Linked DNA regions of Homo sapiens: region 1 is linked to region 2. Evidence: read pairs that join two places in POLR2A ChIA-PET (ENCODE). Cell type or tissue: Caco-2. All regions are shown on one strand. Each heading gives the region's core, and the rest is flanking DNA. Links, peaks and the distances in the headings are about the cores only.

What was found. Peaks named below come from ENCODE experiments on the same cell type or tissue, not always from the same donor. Only the 100,000 strongest peaks of a DNase experiment are listed, where the experiment ranks them.
Region 1: POLR2A ChIA-PET joins it to region 2 with 5 read pairs; 4 of 35 experiments call an interaction of 5 or more read pairs at or near these places.

Annotation. Positions count from the first base shown.
Region 1 is chr3:188,144,638-188,150,026 of GRCh38, forward strand. No RefSeq gene overlaps it. Among named protein-coding and RNA genes, the nearest start is that of LPP-AS2, 6.8 kb to the right of the region's middle. In Caco-2, for the core only: no CTCF peak of the experiment used is centred there; a DNase peak (open chromatin) is centred at 5,156.
Region 2 is chr3:187,806,836-187,812,224 of GRCh38, forward strand. No RefSeq gene overlaps it. Among named protein-coding and RNA genes, the nearest start is that of BCL6, 64 kb to the left of the region's middle. In Caco-2, for the core only: no CTCF peak of the experiment used is centred there; DNase peaks (open chromatin) are centred at 2,266 and 3,346; H3K4me3 peaks cover 189 bases.

The sequences.
Region 1 (5,389 bases), core at 157-5,156, 340 kb after region 2:
ACTTGTAATCCTAGCTACTCGGCAGGTTGATGTGGGAGGATCACTTGAACCCGGGAGGCAGAGGTTGCAGTGAGCTGAGATTGTGCCACTGCACTCCAGCCTCCATGACAGAGCAAGACTCTGTTTCATAAATAAAGAAATAAAATCGCTGCCTCTCTTCTCTCCCTACCCATACATTGAATTTGTGGGTAGAATCAGCCAGACTTGACCAGTGGTTGGAATGAGGAGTTAGGGAGAGGGAAGTCAAGAATGACCACAGGTTGTGAGCATCCTCCTCACAAGAAGGCTGGGGTACCATGAAAGGAGACAGGGAAGTGGGAAGAAGGCAGAGCCCGGGAGAATTCAATTTTGAGCGATGTTGAGTTTGATGATTCTCAAATAAAGACTGGTTAACCTGTAAAAGTCTGCTAATTTTAGTCCACAAACTCAAAAGCAAAAATGTGAAAATTTTCTATAATTGGGAGTATGCAATTAAAATTAAGTTTATTCTGAAAGTAAAAGAAACCTAGCCTCCTTCAATTTGAGGTCTATTCCATCCCTGGGAATGCACTAACACAGACTGTCTTAGCTAGTTGGGTGAATAAAGAGCCAAGGTCTAGAAATACGGGTAAAGATCTAATTAAATATTTCAAAATAATATTCCACCACAAACCTTCTGGCATAGATTGCTGAGAAGATTCAAGGTCAAACAAAAGGGATCACATCTTCCCAAATATGTGTTTGCTTTTTTGTCTTAAAAAAGCTGTATTGTCTGTCTTATTACAGACACATAGGAAAATTTAAAAGTGACACATTTATTGTAAGAAAATTAGAAAATTTAGGTAAGCAAAAAGAATAAATAATTCTACCACTTTAAAACAATCACTTTTATAACATTAAGCATACCCTTTCAAATCCTTTAAAAAATTACATCTATGCTTTTTCTCCCACTTTAAAATATCATGTAACCAAAAGAAATGAAAATATATGTCCACATAGAAATATGTACCTGAATGGTCACAGCAGCTTCATTCATTGTAGCCCCCAAACGGAAATAAGCCAAATGTTCAGCAACTGATGAATGAGTAAAGAGAATATGGTATATCCATATAATTGAATATTATTTGGCCATAAAAAGGAAAAAAGTATTAATACATTATGCTCCAACATTAATGAACCTTGAAAACATGGTAAGTGGAATAAATCAGATGCAAAAGTTCACACGTTCTATGATTCCATTTACATGAAATGTCCAGAAAAAGCAAATCTTATAGAGACACAAAGTAGATTAGTAGATATTTGGGTCTGAAGATAAGAATAGGCAATGACTATAAATGGGTGCAAGGTTTCGTTTTGGGGTGATGGAACTGCTCTAATATTAGAATGCAGTGATGGTTATGCAATTCCATAAATTTACTAAATTTACTAAAAACCACTTCTGCCTAAAGTGAATGAATTTTATGGTATGCAGATTATACCTCAATTAAACTGTGTATATATACATGTATATATAGAAGACATATATAATATATATAACATATGTATATATATAATATATGTATATATATACATATATATAATATATGTATATATATACATATATATAATATATTATATATACATATATATAATATATGTATATATATACATATATATAATATATGTATATATAAAGAGATTTATATAGATATATATCATGGACTTCTTTCTATTTATCTAAAACTGACCTAATATCTGCTGTGATGCTCAGGGAGTCAGTGAGACTGTGGATTGCAGCCATGAATGAGGCAAGGCACATCCTAAAGCCTATTCCAGGTACTGAGCTCATCAAGAACTGGCAGACCTTCTTCAGCTCCATGCAACTCAAACCTTTGGACATTATCCTTTACCTCCTGCTTCTGTTGTTGTGTGAAGACAAAAATGTTCATGACATGTTTGTGTTTCCCCAGTGGGTCCTCGGTTGTGTCTCCAGGATCATCGTTGCCTGCCCCATCACCATCAAAGGAGCCTCTCAGCTGCAGTGGTGGATCCAGCCCATCCAGTGGTCCACCTGGGAGGTCTCAGCCAAGCTATCTCAACACACTCCTCTGCTTGGAATTGGTACTATGTATTATCTTTGTTTTAGGATGTAGGGTAGGAACTGAGTCTATTAATGTTTTTCTCAACACTGTATTCCCAGGCCTAATAAGGCTAGTAGGTGCAGTAATAACCTGTTGTTAGAGCAAAAAAGATGGCATAAGTTGTCTCCCTTGTTGTTTGAGCCTCTTTGAAACTTTTCATTGGTAGTGAACACAAAAAGGATTAAAGCTCTGCCTACCAACATCTCTGCCACAAGAGACTGGCCCCCACTGTGAGAATGCTCTGCCTGATCTCTGAAGATTCACAGGCTTCCAGGCACGATCATATCTCTTCTAAGTCCTGCACTTACCTGAGGTCAAAAGCCTTTAAATTGGTACAGGTGGCCGAGTTGGGATACAACAAAATGCATTCAGACAATCCGATCCTGTGATCTGGCAAAATGCAAAACATTATAGCCACTTACTAAAAACTGGGTAACATTGTGCAGAAACTCAGGGGACAGATACAAATGATTGTTTGTCCATATTGATTTGATTCCTGTAAGCTAATGAAGAAATTACCTTGTGACATCAAAGACCTAGTACTCAATAAAAAGAGAAAACATTCATTTAGGAAGTCTGATGATACATTCTTTTCATTTTACATTCACTTTCTTCCTCCATTCTACAATGAGATGTGAAGAAGAGAGAGTAAGCAAACCTTTTATAATCTGTTTTATTTTATTTTATTTATTTTTTTGAGAGGGAGTCTCACTCTGTCCCCCAGGCTGGCATGCAGTGGCACGATCTTGGCTCACTGCAACATCCACCCACTGGGTTCAAGCGATTCTCCTGCCTTAGCCTCCCAAAGTGCTGGGATTACAGGTGTGAGCCACCATGCCCGGTCTATAAACTGTTTTATTATCTTTAGTGTTGCATTCATTACAAGCCTGCACTACTATTTACCATGTTAAGTTTTTAACCTCTTTTCAAAAGACTGATGCTCATTGGGCCGAGCTGGAGTCACTGTCACCCAAAGGCCTGGTTTGTATATGACACTGGTACTATAATCTTGGAAAAGACCTATGTTCAACTATAGAAGAGGATACATAAAATATTAAAACTGTCACTTATGCTTAGTTATTTCTGAAAAAAGATGCCCTTAGGTATCTTTTTAAATTTTGTTTATATAAAGTTGCAAAATAACCACGGCTTTAATTTCATGTCTATTCTAGTAGCAGAATGATGTTATCGGAAAATTTATACAATTTATGTATGGTAATCGTTAGAAGGCCTAGAAAGTGCACACACAGCACATTGTAACAAATGACCAATATTAGTCCTGTCTCTTCCCCTTGCCCCTCCTGATGCCTGCTCAGAGTCATGGTCTAAAGAAACATGACCAAACTTCCAGAGAGACAGCATCAATTGTGTTGCTTTTCTATCCACATTGAGTGAAGGAGTGATTCACTCATTCACTCACTTACTGGTTGACATTTGGTTATAAGTGCCAGGTACTGCCTTGGCTGCTGGGGAAGAGAAATGAACAAGACATGAAGACTACTATAAAGAATCCTATATTTGCATGGAGGAGATCAAACACACTGATGAAAAGTTGTAATGCATTGGGATAATGAGATGGGTATCTTTTTGAGAAAATAGAGAAGTTATTTTCATATTAATGGAGGGAGTTTGGAAGGAATGGGCAATGGGAGGGGGTTGGCTGGACATGTAGAATCTGCAGATTCAGAGATGGCCCTGGAAAGTCTTTTAGGTTCAAGAGGAGAAAACTAAACGTGCAAAAGCCCAGAGGCAGGAAGTAAAGGAAGTGGTGTGTGTGTGTGTGTGTGTGTGTGTGTATGTGTGTGGTGGAGGAGGGGGTGTTGGAGGTACAACTTATAGTTGGAAAAGGCCATCAGGATTTGATCATGAAATGAGGAAGGGGAAGCTGCAGGGTATGAACTTAATTTGGTTGATATTATTGAACCCTATCAGTCCATTATCACACAGCTAATAAAGACATACTCAAGACTGGGAAATTTATAAAGGAAAAAAGTTTAATTGACTCTCAGTTCAGCATAGCTGGGAGGCCTCAGGAAACTTACAATCATGGCAGAAGGGGAAGCAAACATGTCCTTCCTCATGTGGCAACAGGAGGCAGAAGAATGAGTGCCCAGTGAAGGGGAAAGACCCTTATAAAACCATCAGATCTCATGAGAACTAACTCACTATCACAAGAACAGGTGGGGGGAGATCGCCCCCATGGTTCAATTAGCTCCACCTGGTCCCTCCTGTTACATGTGTGGATTATGGGAACTGCAATTCAAGATGAGATTTGGGTGGGGACACAGCCAAACCATATCAGGAACGTTTACAAGATTTGCGGTATGACATAGCATACTATGCTTCTGGAATATGAATTTGGTCACTGGGTAGAATGTAACATCAAATTGAAAAACTGGGAGAGTGTTAGAGACCACCAAATCTAAGAACCCAATTGAATAGATAAAGAAACTCAGAATAGAGAGGAAGTGACTTGCCAAAAGGTTGCACAGTAATTTAGGGTAAGGCAAGGACCATAAACATTTCTCTCTTGTGTCCCTCTCCATGCTAGTTTGTTTGTTTGTTTGTTTGTTTGAGACAGAGTCTTGCTCTGTCAACCAGGCTAGAGTGCATTTGGTTGCAAGTGCCAGGTACTGCCTTGGCTGCTGGGGAAGAGAAATGAACAAGACATGAAGACGACTATAAAGAATCCTATATTTGCATGGAGGAGATCAAACACACTTATGAAAAATCAGTGATCTTCGCTCACCGGAACCACCACCTCCCAGGTTCAAGTGATACTTGTGCTCCAACCTTCCGAGTAGGTGGGATTATAGACGTGTACTACCATGCCCTGCTAATTTTTGTATTTTTAGTAGAGACGAGGTTTCACATGTTGGCCAGGCTGGTCTCAAACTCCCAACCACAGGTGATCCGCCTGGCTCGGCCTCCCAAAGTGTTGGGATTACGGGCGTGAGCCACCGCACCTGGCCCCCATGCTAGTCTTGATTGCTACTTCCAAATGCCTGGGCAACTCTCATTGGTCTGCTTGCATTCAGGCCCCGTCACTTGAAGTTATCTGAAAGAGAAGGCTGAGGACTCCCGAGGGAAAAGGGAAGATATGCAAACAGAGATAAGCAGGGAGAGGTAAGATGTGCTTGGAAAACTACTAGAAGGAGGGTGGAGGGTGGGGGCACATAAAGGCCTGGAAGAAATGAGGCTGAAGGGACAAGTAGGTGCCAAATTATGAAGGTCCGTGCAAACCATACTAGAGGCATTTGGCCTGATAGGTTTTAGGCTCTCAGAGGCAA
Region 2 (5,389 bases), core at 105-5,104:
TTATTTAGTTAGGCGACCACTTACTCCATCTAAGAAAGGCCCCCTTCAGCTTAAATGACAGTCACATTTCCTTATTTTATTTTCCTCATGATACCTGAGATGATTTTGGTTATGTGTTTATTTATGTAGCATAACCTTCCCAAACCTGTAAGCCCCTTGAGGATAGGAGCATGATCTTAATATTTGCTATATCCTTGTATCAGTCAGTTAGATGTTCACCAAAATCTTTCTTTTTCTTGAAAATAGAGCAGGGCTCATTTCAGATTCCTTTGTAGTTAGGTGTGACTGAGTTCCAGCTAATGGAACATGTGTAGAAATATATGTGCCACTTCCAGGCCTGGCTGTGAAAACCTCCCATGCACACTCCAGCATGGTCCCCCCTCCTACCAGATGATGACAAGGCCTCAGGGAGTAGTAGAGGGACGAGATGAAAGAAACCTGGCCTCTTGAATGACTAAGTGAAGGAGAGTTGCCCCAGCAACCTACATTCTCCTCCAAGACTGTTATGTGAGCAAGAAATAAGTTCTGTGTTGACTCATTACATGAGGCTACCCTAACTAAAACAATGCCCAATGCCAAGAGCAGTACCTGGTCCATAATTAGCCCTCAATGAACAGTGATTGAATGACTGACTATTACACACTTAATAATGATGTGTTCAGTGATGAAATGTCTTTTCCCAACACTCGTTCTTCATTTACTAAGCTCCCTGAGGACAAGGATGTTTTATCAATCTCTATACACTCTGTGCTTTCCACTGTACCTAAACCTCAGTAGTCATTCAATGGATGTGTGTTGCATTGAGTTTCCAGGCAATGTAAGGGAGACAATGACTGGCAAAGCATGGTCAAGATGCACGAGCATGAGGAGGTGTTAGACATGCCTGTGACCACCAATGTTGGTGCAGTTCTTGCAAGCTTACCAAGGGCTCTTCACCTGCTTCTTATTTGTAACAACAATTCTGAAATGTAATAACTTTTATAATTCCCATTTTAGACATAATAAATATGAGTTCACAAAGGGATCTTTGCTCAAGATTTTACTTTTTAAAGTGATAAAGCTAGAATTCATTCATTGTTTTGTTTTTTTTGAGAGGGATTATCACTCTGTCACCCAGGCTGGAGTGTGGTGGTGTGATCTCAGCTCACGTCAACCTCCCCCTCCTGGGTTCCAGCCATTCTCCTGCCTCAGCCTCCTGAGTAGCTGGGATTACAGGTGCCCACCACCATGCCCAGCTAATTTTTGTATTTTTAGTAGAGATGGGATTTCACCATGTTGTCCAGGCTGGTCTCAAACTCCTAACTTCAAGTGATCCACCCACCTCGGCCTCCCAAAGTGCTGGGATTACAGGTGTGAGCCACTGCGCCCGGCCCAATTCATTGTTTAAGAATACTTATTGAGTGCCTAAGATGGGCTAGTGCCCTGGCTGAATCTTCTGCACCTACTAGGGGCTTAGGAAATATGAGAACTCAAAGTTCTGAAGAAATTGGAATTACCTCCCAGAAGACAAATGGGAGGCTCCAGGCTCCAGCCGAGGACTGAGAAAATTGCCTGTGTCATGCAGCCGACGTGTTGAGCTGGGATGCCACTGCTGCTGCTGTGTGCCTTATGCAAGTTTCTGGGTGGTCTGCCAGACTCTCCTGGAATCAACAACAGCGCAGGGACCCCCTTTGCAGCTCTTCTACTTGCCCGGGCTAATGGCCCTGGCATTCTAAGTCTGCCCTTTTCCATACATTCTTTCCTCCTTTCTGTGCCAGGATTTCAGTAGATGATTTAGAGTGAGTTCCGGGCCATTTAGCTCAGAGATTTGGGTGAAAGTTTCCTCCCACCCATCCCAGGCCTCAGATAGCCCATCAGGGTATGACCAGGTCCTGTGAAGGAAGGGGAAGAAAAGCTTGTGGAGATTTTCAGGCACAGGGTAGGAGACGTTTCCTCAGCTGCTGCATTTGCCTACTGTAATCTGGCTGTACAAGGCTTGTCAATAATAGATTGGTTGAAAATGTAGGACAAAAAACTCAGGAAGACGTAACTTGCCTACACAGAGACTGCAAAGGCCCCTGGAGGGTTGCTGGCAGGCTGGATGATTTGTCGCTGCAAAGAGGGAAGGCGCTGTTGCCTGAAGGGGCAGGTGGCCGAAAGAAAAGAGGAAGATTAGATGACCAGTTCTTCACAGGGGTTCAGCCTTTACCAGCCTGGAGACACTCCTCTCTGTGCTTGAGCGCCTCTCTCTGTAAATAAATCCAGGCTGCTCTTACAGTGCAGGATGTCCCACATACCGTACATCTGAGGTGGGGTGAAATACAAATATGCCTTTTCATAATAGCTTTACACCTGGTGCAGCAGAGGACTGGTTTATTACCTTGGTAAACAAAAGTTAGAATTCAAGCAAAGTACAAACTTTGCCGAAGGCACTTCTGACAGTGCACCTTGTGTTTGTGAAGTGAACTCGATATATATACGATGTGAAGCAATGGAAGGCTGGGCTTTTTCTTTCTTTCTTTCTTTCTTTCTTTTTTTTTTTCACTTGTCTGATTTGCAAGGTTTAAAAGTTCACGTGTGTGTGTGTGTGTGTGTGAGAGAGAGAGAGAGAGAGAGAGAGAAAGGTTGGGGGAATTTACTTTGGCTCTGGCTTTTTCCAGCATTTTGAAATCATGCTGTTTAGCGTGGAAAAAAATATGTGAGCCAATTTATATTGTTTTCCAGAGAGAATGTACTTCTTGCTGCTCTCAGAGTGACAATGAGAATTTTTGGGTTGGAGACAGGGTAAACCAGTTTGGGGAACACACAAAGGAACCAGGATTTGCATTAAATCTAACTTAAATTAAACAATAAAAAATAAATATTTATTCAGTGCATTTTTTTTTGCACCAAGCACAGAACCAAAAACTTTCATCACCATTATTTCATTTAGTCTTCTCAACCGCATGAAGCAGGGATTCTTGATCAAAATATCCATTTCACAGGTGAGGAAACTGAGGCTATGGTTGCTCAAGTATTCAAGCTTGTGTGTTCTAATTCTAAATTCAGGTTTTTATGCATGTCCCCTAAGCTGTGCACGGGATCACAGACTATATGGTGTCCTGTCACTTTGCTTCTTTTTCCTGAACCCCCGCATTTTTCAGCCTTGTTCTCTGCCTCAATGAATAGTGATTGTGCCACTTCCAGGCCTGGCTGTGAAAACCTCCCATGCACACTCCAGCATGGTCCCTCCTCCTACCAGGTGATGACAAGGCCCCAGGGAATAGCAGTACTTGGGGAAATGACTGATCTTCTCCGTTCTTTGGTGTATTTCTGCCCAGATGATCTCCATACTGCTTACTTATCACCTAGTCATTTGAGCTGCCCTACGACCAGCCAGCACCTTCATGCATTCCAATACCAAGGATCTGAAACATGTGGATTAGATTTCCCCTCAAAACACACATAAGCCGAAAAGCTAAGGCAGAAAGTGCAAAGCAAGAACACATCTTATGTTTGGTTAGCTCCACAAATGCCTCTGCATTCTCCCATCCCCAGCTTGAATAAATCAGATAAGCTTCAGCAAAAGCATCTGAACTTTTTGGATTCTTTTCCCAAACAAGCCTTTGAACCTGAAGAACTTTGCCTATCTCTGCGTGTTCACTCCTCAAATGTTCAGCTGGGGCTTGCCCACTGCACAGCTCAAGCTGGTGAAATTTAACTCTTTCATCCACAGATTACTTTCCAACCCGTCTGAAGTGACAGTAAACTCATTAGGCTCATTTTCAAGAAGACTCTCTATGAATGTGTCAGCTTATGCCTGTCTCCACAGACGAAGGATTCCTTCAGGGAACATATTAAACTGAGACTAGTGAGAGGTGATGCCATTAAAGCGTTGTCAGTTCAGCAGTTTTATGGTACCAGAGCTGTGGCTGCTTGTCCTTAGCAGGATTTCAAGAGAAAGCCTCGTCTCCCTCCTCCAGATCCCCTGCTACCTCCACCCCCTACCATGGATGCATCTTTAATTGCAGTTCCTTGAGGAATGCCTTTGGCTTTATTTATTACAAGCTGTTAGAAAATTATTGGAACACAAATACTTATTACAGTGAACAGATTTCAGTTGCAAATGGATTCAACCCAATTCCTGTGCCCAAGCCCCTGAGGGAACAGGAATGGAGATCTCTGGGCTGTGAAACGAAACTTGGTCAAGGATGCTTCCTTCAGAGACTCTGCTCTGAAAACCCAGGAGAGCCAAAAAGTGGAAGGCTAGCATTTAAATGAACTGTAAAGAGCATCTAACCAACCCCTTTGTCTTACAGAGGAGGAAATGGAGGTTCAGTGGAAATAGCAAGGCCAAGGCTAAAATAGCCAGCCAACAATAGGCCTCTGCAACTCCCCGGCCAGGCATTATAGCTCTCTTCCATGCTGTCTTTTATACCCAGAGAAAGTGAGATTAAATAAAGCCAAAAAAAAATTGGCCCTAAATCCTGGCCTGGATCCACGTATCCGGGCTTTTCATTACAGCTTGTCAATACATGGCCATAGATTGAGTCCATAGAAAGATGCTCACCCCACGACAGAAGAGAGACAGGAAACCTGGAATGCTTCTGAAACATTGACTGGAAATCTTACTCAATGTTAAGAGATCTTAGTGTATCTTTACATGGTAACATTTCTAGACCAGATAGGCAACGCTTAAAGAGAAATCTATACTCCTTTCCTACTTTCAATTTCATTCTCATTAGCTGCTTTGATTTTCTTGCTGGTGACTCTCAGCTGCTATGGATCCTTATTATTGGGAAGTACAGTTAGTCCATGATGGGGTTCTAAATTGAAGTAACTGATAAAGTATGAGAATATTAGGGCTAGAAGAAAACTTAATGATACTCTGGCCATATCTTCAGTTTCCAGTTGAGTACAGTGGGTCTGAGAGAGGTTGAGTGACTTCAGGCAGGGTCACTGGGTACACTATGGACTGCAAAACATTGAATTGCCCCACCACGTGAAAGGAGGTTCCTTCCATCTGACAATGACAAACCACTTCCCTTTGTAATACTTAGGTGTCTTTTATGAATTATTAATGGATTGTGCCCAGTTCTACAGAGCCGAATGTGTATTGCAGCCTAGTCCTAACAAATCCACTGACATCTGCATGAGGTATGGATCATGAGATATCCTCGCCATCTTTTGTTTCATGGAAAGACCAGTAAACAGAAGTCAGGGGAATTTTCCAAGATTACATGGTGAGTCAGCAAAGGCTCTGGGGCAACAAGCTGTTACTGGATGAGGAATCGGAAGATACAAATTCCAGTCTTCACACTGTCTCTAATCATGTGGGAGATCTTGGGCAAGCCACTTCTGTCTCTGAGTCTCAGTTTCTTCACCCATAGAAGGGCTTTTCAGGATGGCCTCTAAGAACCTTTCAGCTTGC